Linked DNA regions of Homo sapiens: region 2 is linked to region 1. Evidence: chromatin loops called from intact Hi-C (ENCODE). Cell type or tissue: sigmoid colon. All regions are shown on one strand.

Evidence for each region. Peaks named below come from ENCODE experiments on the same cell type or tissue, not always from the same donor. Only the 100,000 strongest peaks of a DNase experiment are listed, where the experiment ranks them.
Region 2: a loop joins it to region 1, with 2.6 times the contacts of the local background. A loop is called at or near these places in 2 of 110 quality-filtered maps.

Annotation. Positions count from the first base shown.
Region 1 is chr9:17,072,332-17,077,331 of GRCh38, reverse strand. No RefSeq gene overlaps it. Among named protein-coding and RNA genes, the nearest start is that of CNTLN, 60 kb to the left of the region's middle. In sigmoid colon, no CTCF peak of the experiment used is centred here; no DNase peak of the experiment used is centred here.
Region 2 is chr9:15,862,719-15,867,718 of GRCh38, reverse strand. All of the region lies in intron 23 of CCDC171 (coiled-coil domain containing 171), which reads right to left. Among named protein-coding and RNA genes, the nearest start is that of CCDC171, 310 kb to the right of the region's middle. In sigmoid colon, no CTCF peak of the experiment used is centred here; no DNase peak of the experiment used is centred here.

The DNA of each region.
Region 1 (5,000 bases):
ATAAATAAATAAAATAAATTATAAAAATTAAAAAAAAATAAAGTCACTATCACAAGCATATACTTCCTCAAAACTGAAATAAATGGTTGTTTCCAAATATTTCAAATGAGAATCATTTACTACTTTTTCACATACTCTTTTTTTTTTTTTTTTTCGAGACTCAGTCTTGCTCTGTCACCCAGGCTGGACTGCAGTGGCGCGATCTCGGCTCACTGCAAGCTCCGCCTCCCGGGTTCACGCCATTCTTCTGCCTCAGCCTCCCAAGTAGCTAGGGCTACAGGCACCCACCACCATGCCCAGCTAATTTTTTGTATTTTTAGTAGAGACGGGGTTTCACCATGTTAGCCAGGTGAGCGGATCACAAGGTCAGGAGATCACAGACACTTTTCATCTGCTAGTCCAAATAGTCATAAATTAAAAAAAAGATTTATGGGTAAAGAGCCTTAAATTGAGAAAAAAAAAAGTCTCTTCAGTACCTTATGTTTTTGAGAGTTAGGAAAAGTCAGGCCATTACCCCATATCAAGTTCCAAAAACCCCAGTTACACTGGTAACAGGCACATGTTGCACAGGATCTTGGTTTGAAAACCATCAATCTAGACCAAACCTCTAATATATAGATAAGAAACCTGGCCTAGAGAGATTATGACTTGCCTGAGGTCATATAAATAATTGATGACAGACTTGAGACTGGAAATCATGTCTCATTCCTAATCCTGTGTTTTTTCCAGAGTAGCCTGGATCTAGATTTAACCACCCACTGGGAAGCAGGTAGTTTCTTTCAAGAAGAGGCTCACAGAAAACTATGAAAAAGGGGATATAGGGAATGCTTGGATAGGTTCTGCTAGTAGTTCACCCAGCCTCAAACTTAAAATCATTCTTCAGATTCCATAGAAAAGTGGTAGACTAAACCTAAATGTTAAACTGCATTCAACTGCTCCTCCACCCCCAGAATCATATAGAAGTCACTGAAGGAATATGAAAATAGGAAAACATCCTTGATACATATCAGCTGTAGATACAAAGGAAGAGTACCACCCACATGACTGAAAGCATGAGATAACATCTCTAAGAAACACAGCAGAATGCATCAGGCTGATGGAAGTGCCGATTTATAACATGTGAAGTAGAAGAGATCTGAATGGAACCCTATTAAGACCCATTATCTGGCCCCTTACAGAAAACATTTGCCAGTCCTGGCCCTAATAAGTTGAAATGTTATCATGCATGGTATCTTCACCAGAAAGGCAAACAAGTTTTATCTCATGCTTTAACTCTGATCATTTGAGAAGTGGTTTTCTGGCTGACTGTGTTGGGGAGGTGTGACAGTTAATTTTATGTGTCCACTCAACCGGATCACAAGATGCCCAGATATCTGTTATACATTACCTTGAGTATGTCTGTGAGGGTGTTTCTACGCTTCCAGAAGAGATCAGCATTTAAATCAGTGGACTGAGGAAAGCAGATTGATTGCCCTGCCCCTTGTGGTTGGGCATCATCTATTCCCTTGAGGGCCTGAATAGAACAAAAATATGGAGAAAGGGAGGATTAACTGGCTCTCTGCCTGACTGCTTGAGCCTGAACATCGATCTTCTCCTGCCCTTGGTGCTCCTGGCTCTCAGGCCTTCAGACTTGGACTGGGATTTACACTATCAGCTCTCCAGCTTTCAGGCCTTCAAACTAGAACATTGTCTTTCGTGGGCCTTCAGCTTGCAGAGTAGATCACGAGACTTCTCAGCCTTCATAATCACTGAGCCAGATTAAATAGAAGAGACAAAGAGAAAGAGAGAAGGAAGGAAGGAAGGAAGGAAGGAAGGAAGGAAGGAAGGAAGGGAGGGAGGGAAGGAGGGGGGAAGGAAGGAAAAAAGAGGAAGGAAAGAAAGAGAAGAAAGGAAAGAAAAAAGGGGAGGGGAGGGAAGGGGAAGGGAAGGGAAGGGAAAGGAAGGGAAGGGAAGGGAAGGGAAGGGAAGGGAAGGGGAAAGAATCTCCCATTGGTTTTGTTTCTCTGGAGAATCTTGACTCAATACAGAAGGGTTCTAGGAGTGCAAGTTCCTGGAAAACTCTGTTGCTTTCAACCTTTCTTTTTTTTTTTCTTTTTTTTGAGATGGAGTTTTGCTCTTGTCACCAGCTGGAGTGCAATGGTGCGATTTTGGCTCATTGCAACCTCCTCCTCTTGGGTACATGTGATTCTCCTGCCTCAGCCTCCCAAGAGCTGGGATTAGAGGCATGTGCCACCACACTCAGCTAATGTTTGTATTTTCAGGAGAGACGGGGTTTCGCCATGTTGGCCAGGCTGCTCTCGAACTCTTGAACTCAGGTAATCTGCCCGCCACTGCCTCCCAAAATGCTGAGATTACAGGCCTGAGCCACTGTGGCCAGCCTGCTTTCAATCTTTCAATGAGTGATTTTTACCATGTATGTGTAGGAGGGGTACTCCTTGCTTACATAGCATGTATTTACTATACTTTAGTTCATCAGGAAACACTGTGGCATTATTTAGAGACCATAATTTCTTAAGTCTACTCTATTCACACTTCCCAAAACTTTTCTTAGCTATGGTCAAATGGTTATATGTATTTCCACACTCATGTCCTGTCCATGCACTTGGGTTACACATTATTGTTAATGTCAAGTAATTATGCCCCCATTTTATTTCCTGATGATCCTACAAGTTGTGTAACTTCGGGCAAATTACTGAACCTTTCTAAGCCTCAGCTTCCTCTTCTGTAAAACGGGGATAATTCTAAAGGTCTACTTCATAAGGTCAATGGAAGTATTAAACGAATTACTGGCTGGGTGCAGTGGCTCAGGCCTGTAATCCCAGCACTTTGGGAGGTCGAGGGGGGCAGATTGCCTGAGCTCAGGAGTTTGAGACCAGCCCGGGTAACATGGCAAAATCCCATCTCTACTAAAAATACAAAAAAATTAGTCAGGCATGGTGGTTCGTGCCTGTAGTCCCAGCTACTCAGGAGGCTGAAGAATGAGAATCATTTAAACTCGGGAGGCGGAGGTTGCAGTGAGCCAAGATCACACCACTGCACTCCAGCCTGGGCAAGAGAGTGAGATTCTGTCTCAAAAAAAAAAAAAAAAAATTAAATTAATTACTGATTGCAGGACTAGCAATGTTTAGTGTACAATAAGTGTTAACCATTATAACTATTATTATCTCCCTTTTATATATGAGAAAAACGAGGCTAAGTAATTAACCCAAGGTCACATTGTGTCCGGAATTGGTGGGTTCTTGGTCTCACTGACTTCAAGAATGAAGCCGCGGACCCTCGCGGTGTTACAGCTCTTAAGGTGGCACGTCTGGAGTTTGTTCCTTCTGATGTTCAGATGTGTTCGGAGTTTCTTCCTTCTGGTGGGTTCGTGGTCTCGGCTGGCTCAGGAGTGAAGCTGCAGATCTTCACAGTGAGTGTTACAGCTCATAAAAGCAGTGTGGACCCAAAGAGTGAGCAGTAGCAAGATTTATTGCAAAGAGCACAAGAACAAAGCTTCCACTGTGTGTTAGGGGACCCGACCGGGTTGCCACTGCTGGCTTGGACAGCCTGCTTTTATTCTCTTATCTGGCCCCACCCACATCCTGCTGATTGGTAGAGCAGAGTGGCCTGTTTTGACAGGGCGCTGATTGGTGCGTTTACAATCCCTGAGCTAGATACAAAGGTTCTCCACGTCCCCACCAGATTAGTTAGATACAGAGTATCCACACAAAGGTTCTCCAAGGCCCCACCAGAGCAGCTAGATACAGAGTGTCGATTGGTGCATTCACAAACCCTGAGCTAGACACAGGGTGCTGATTGGTGTGTTTACAAACTTGAGCTAGATACAGAGTGCCGACTGGTGTATTTACAATCCCTGAGCTAGACATAAAGGTTCTCCAAGGCCCCACCAGAGCAGCTAGATACAGAGTGCCAATTGGTGTATTTACAATCCTTGAGCTAGACATAAAGGTTCTCCAAGGCCCCACCAGAACAGCTAGATACAGAGTGTCGATTTGGTGCACTCACAAACCCTGAGCTAAACACAGGGTGCTGACTGGTGTATTTACAATCCCTGAGCTAGACATAAAGGTTCTCCAGGGCCCCACCAGAGCAGCTAGATACAGAGCTAGACACAGGGTGCTGATTGGTGTGTTTACAAACCTTGAGCTAGATACAGAGTGCCGATCGGTGTATTTACAATCCTTGAGCTAAACACAGGGTGCTGATTGGTGTATTTACAATCCCTGAGCTAGTCATAAAGGTTCTCCAAGGCCCCACCAGACTCAGGAGCCCAGCTGGCTTCACCCAGTGGATCCCGCACGGGGGCTGCAGGTGGAGCTGCCTGCCAGTCCTGCGCCATGCGCTCGCACTCCTCAGCCCTTGGGTGGTCGATGGGACTGGGCGCCCTGGAGCAGGGGGTGGTGCTCGTGGGGGAGGCTCGGGCTGCACAGGAGCCCACAGACGTGGGAGAAGGCTCAGGCATGGCGGGCTGCAGTCCTGAGGCCTGCCCCGCGGGAAGGCAGCTAAGGCCTGGTGAGAAATCGAGTGCAGCGCCTGTGGGCCGGGCACTGCTGGGGGACCCAGTACACCCCGCAGCCGCTGGCCCGGGTGCTAAACCCCTCATTGCCCGGTCCAGCAGGGCCAGCCTGCTGCTCCAAGTGTGGGGCCTGCCAAGCCCACGCCCACCCAGAACTCCAGCTGGCCCGCAAGCGCTGCATGCAGCCCCGGTTCCCGCTCGCGCCTCTCCCTCCACACCTCCCAGCAAGCTGAGGGAGTGGGCTCCGGCCTTGGCCAGCCCAGAAAGGGGCTCCCACAGTGCAGCGGTGGGCTGAAGGGCTCCTCAAGTGCTGCCAAAGTGGGAGCCCAGGCAGAGGAGGCGCTGAGAGCAAACGAGGGCTGTGAGGACTGCCAGCACGCTGTCACTTCTCAACATTGTCAGTAAAAGACAGAATTGGAATCTGAACTAAGCATTTTGCACAGCTGTCATTGGGTGGCGAAAGCAAAGGTGGTTTATAATGTTT
Region 2 (5,000 bases), 1.2 Mb after region 1:
CTAAGCACATGTACATGATATTCTGTAGTGTCTTATCTTTAGTTTGTCAAGGTTTTAAAATCCCTCTTGAGCTGGAGTATCATTTTTAGCTTGGCTAGGTCAGAATGACACCGAACAATATGAATAATGACACACAAGACAGCTATATGGACAGAGTTGTCATCAGCAAGCCAGCTGTGTTAACACCTGTGTGTCCTGCACAGCTGATCTTCAGGAACCAAGATCAAGAAACTGAGAATAGAGTTCAAAGACCGTAAGTAACATTTAGAGAGTCATTGACAAGCCACTAAAAATTGGGTTTTTTAGAGGCAGAGGATCATGTTTCAACTTTTAAAATACTGTCAGTTTCATAAATTAAAAATTATTCTTTGTACTCCTTATAAATGCACGGAAAACTAAAAATCAAAAATAACTATATATTATTATTTACTCTGGTTAATCACTGTTAATGTAAAATTATAAAATTATATTTAAAGATTTGGTTATACAGTGTCTTCATCTATCATATCCTGTTTGACACTATTCCATTCCACAATCCACTCTAAGAATAGAAGTAATCATCTTTCTATCTCATAGGAATCAAACTAGTCATTACATTACCTGCAAATTCATTGTTAGCACACCTCTTTCCAAGAGATATTCTGACAACTGAATTTAGGCTTTCTCCTCTAGGTCTTGATTAGGCAAAGTGAAATACAGATGCTATTTTTAGTAATCAAATAAACAAAGCAGGTGACCATATCAGCAAAACTTCCATTAGAATCTAGAGATGGCTTATGTTATATTTAGAGACTATATGCTGGTAAAATTTGACTCATTCCACAAACATTCATTAAGTGCCTACTGGGTACCAGGCACAGTGATAGATGCCAAGAATATAAAAATTAAGGAGACAGAATTCCATCCCTCAAGGACTTCAAACTCTAGTAGCATAATTAATCTCTTGAAATGCATTTTCTAGCTTCCCATTTATCTATAATGTCTTGTTTCTCCTGTCAATTGCTATACTGCCTTCTTTCTTTGCCAGAGTATTATGTTAGTCAATCTCAAACCTTTATCTTTAGCCCTGACTTTCCCTTGAGGTTCAGACTCACACATCCTGCTGATCATTCCACATTACCTTACATTCAGTATTTCCAAAACAAAACTCATCATTGTCTCCTTTCTCCCTACTTAATAAAAATAATTAAAGCAAAAAGGCTGCTTTCTGTATTCCCAGCGTCCTTTGCCCCATCAGGGGAATCATCCTCCCCTGCCTCTTTCTCATCATCATATGCCACTTTGCTGAATAAGTTTCACATCCTTCCTTCTGACACCACCTACCATCACTCTTCTGGTTCAACCCTTCTGAGCCCCCATCTAGCCTAATGCTACAGCTTCCTAATAGAGTTGTCTATTCAGACTTGTGGCTCTTAAAACCACTTTTATTACTCACTATATCCAGTTTGCAAAATGTGCTCTCTAGAGCTCAAATTTTATAAGAAAATCCAACCACATCAACCCCTAGCTTAAACCCTGGTTTGCTCCCCACTCCTTCCATTATATGATCCAAGGCTCTTAGCATGGCAAAAAAGGCCTTCCATGACCTAGCTACTACCTGCCTCATTGAGCTTTATCTCTTTTACTCTTTTTGCATTTAATATTGAACTTAGAATATTTAGTCATTCATGCTTCCATGAACTTGTTGCTCATGCCACTTTCTTTGCTAGCATACTTTTCCCTTCTTCCTCATATTTTGAGGCCCCACCCAGGCATTAGTTTTCTTCTAAGAAACTCCAGGCAATCCCTGAGTTTTCTAAGTATGCCACATATGAGAATAACTATCTATATAGAACTGTGATACACACACACACACACACACACACACACGCACGCAGAGTTGAACTTTGAACAACATGTGGGTTAGGGATGCCAACCCCCACAGAGTTGAAAATCCATGTGTAACTTCTGACTCCCCCAAAACTTAACTACAAACAGTCTACTATTGGAAGCCTTACTGATAACATAAACAGTTGATTAACACATATTTTGTGTTATGTGTATTATATACTATATTCTTATAATAAAGCTAGAAAAAAGAAAATGTTATTAAGAAAATCGTAAGGAAGAGAAAATATATTTACTATTCATTAAGTGGAAGTGGATCATCATAAAAGTCTTCATCCTCATATTCTTCATGTTGAATAGGCTGAGGAGGAGAAGGAAGAGGAGGGGTTGGTCTTGCTGTCTCATGGATGGCAGAGTTGGAAGAAGATCCACGTATAAGTGGACCCACACAATTCGAACCCATGTGTTCAAGGGTCAACTTTATATACATACATACACACACACACAAATATGACAAATATACATATATATATGTGTGTGTGTATATATATGTATGTATGTATGTATATTTGTTTCCCCAGAGGCTACTACAGTTTCTGGAACATTATACATACTAAAAATGTATATGTAGAATTTAATTATTATAAATGTTGTGTTTCATGATGGGTTCTAGGTTTTAAATAACTTTTCTGAAGAAGCAAATCCAAAAAGATGTCAGCAAAAACTCCTGTGACTTCCTAAATATTGTTCCAGTGTCATTTCAGTCCGATAAATTTAAAGGATTTATAGACACAAGGTCTTATGGAGTTTTTACAATTTCTGGATTGTCATTTCCTGTTTTATCTTTTAGATGATTTACGATAAAAGCATCTAAGACTTCTCAGTGAACATTCTTTGGTACTTTTAAAGCCTGTATGTTATGGCCGTACATAGGGAACATTTCAGTTAATCTTTCCAAACTTGTAGGACTCATGCTTTCTCAAAAGCCTCAAGAATGCAGCCATTCTACTCATCCAACAACAAACATGACTACAAAATTATTAGCTTCTTCTTCACATTTCAATTTTACCTAAGTTTTCTTACTTTTACTCTTAGCTGCAGTAAACTGAGATATCTCTCTATTAGGCACTTGGTTAGTATCTAATAAGTACTTATTTTTATCATATCTAATCCTAAACAATCCAGACATTATCCTACTCATCTAGGCATTATCCTATCCTGAAATTATTTTAATATAATTGTTGTGCTTTCCCTTTACCCCACACAATAGAAATACTTAGGCACATTTGGAGAAGCTCTAATTAAACTATCGCAAGGACAAAAAACCAAACACCGCATGTTCTCACTCATAGGTGGGAACTGAACAATGAGAACACTTGGACAGAAGAAGTGGAACATCACACACTGGGGCCTGTCGTGGGGTGCGGGGAGCGGGGGGAGGGATAGCATTAGGAGATATACCTAATGTAAATGACAAGTTAATGGGTGCAACACACCAACATGGCACATGTATACATATGTAACAAACCTGCACATTGTGCACATGTACCCTAGAACTTAAAGTATAATAAAAAAAGAAATAATAATTCCTGTATTATCAGTAAAATTGAAAGCCTACTGGTAGAGCTATTAAAAAACAAAAGTATATGCTTTTAGAGATTGATGTTGGCAAAAATGATGGACTAAGGAACTCCAAAAGCTAGTCGTTCCATAAAACTAGCAAATAAACTGGCAAAAAAAGGTCAGAATTAGCTTTTTTCAGAACTCGAGAAGCTAACTGAAAGTTTACAGTAACCAGGTAAAAGCTTAACCAAGAAAAAAATCTGAATCTCAGTATTTAAGGAACTCTGTCAAAACAGTGGTTGACTACTAAGCCAACAGAGACTTCAGTTGCTATACGTGACAAAGGATACAACTTTACAAAATGAGTTCAGAAAGACAGCCTTTACAAAATCAGTTCAGACTTTACACAATCTGTCACTAAATACAAAACAACAACTAGAGCAAGCAGCAACAACCCTGGAGATGGGGAGAATCTTATTTCCAGAGTTGTCAGATTATAATTTTCAAAATATCTACTTTTCAACAAAAAACTGTGTATGCCACGAAAAAAGAAAGTATAGCTCATTTCCAATAAAAACAGAAATGAACAGGAACTGTCCTTGAGGAAGTCTAAACATTGACCTTACCACATAAGTACTTTAAATCAATTATTTTAAATGTGCATATAAAGTTATAGAAAACCATGTACAAGGAACTAAAAGAAACCATGAGAACAATGTCTTCCAAAATAGAAAATGTAAATGAAAAGAAAAAAGAAGCAAAATATAAATTTTGAAGTTGACACATTCAAAATTTGGTGGTGGGGTGGGGGTAGTTAGAAAAAAAAAATGTGTCAACCAAGAATTCTGTTTGTGACAAAAGTGTCCTTAAAAACGAAGGAGAATGATAGCAGCCAGATGGTGGAATAGGAAACCCTGGACTCTCCTTCCCCCATGGACACACTGATGCAATGGCACATATCAATTCCCTTTATGGAAATTCAAGAAAGTAGCTGAGAGGCTCCTGCAACCTGGGCAACAAGAAATCAGTCACATTGAAACCACTGGGAAAACTGAAGACACTCTCTAATCGTAATCCCCACTCCCAGCACAGCATCGTTATTACCAGGAGGGAACTCTCAGCTCCCAACTTTTTATGAGAAGGGAAGGAATTGGACTGTGCGTACAATGTCCCACTCTTCAGAGTTCTACCTAAAGGATTGGCTTTTGTCTCACCTGTGTTTGAGTACTGACATGACCCAACATACACTAGATCCACAGAGAAAAAGGGTGGTGGTTTGAGAAAAAGGGTGGTGGTTTGGACTAGAGCACAGATATTCATAACAGCTCTCCCCTGGCTTGGCACAGAAAGGACCAGTGAAAAAAAATGCCCAGCTCTCAGCCTCTACCTTGGGAGGAAAAGAATTGGGCCATACATACAACATTCCAACTTTTCCAAGTATTACCAGAGGGTGATATTTCTATCTTTTGTCTTGCCTGTCTCAAAGTACTGATGAGGCATACTACAAAGTACTGATGAGGTTCTATGAGGTTCTAGCATACTCTAGAACCCTGGAGCCTTTAAGAAGATGACAGTTTGGACTAACACAGAAGTTTGAGAGCCCCATAGAA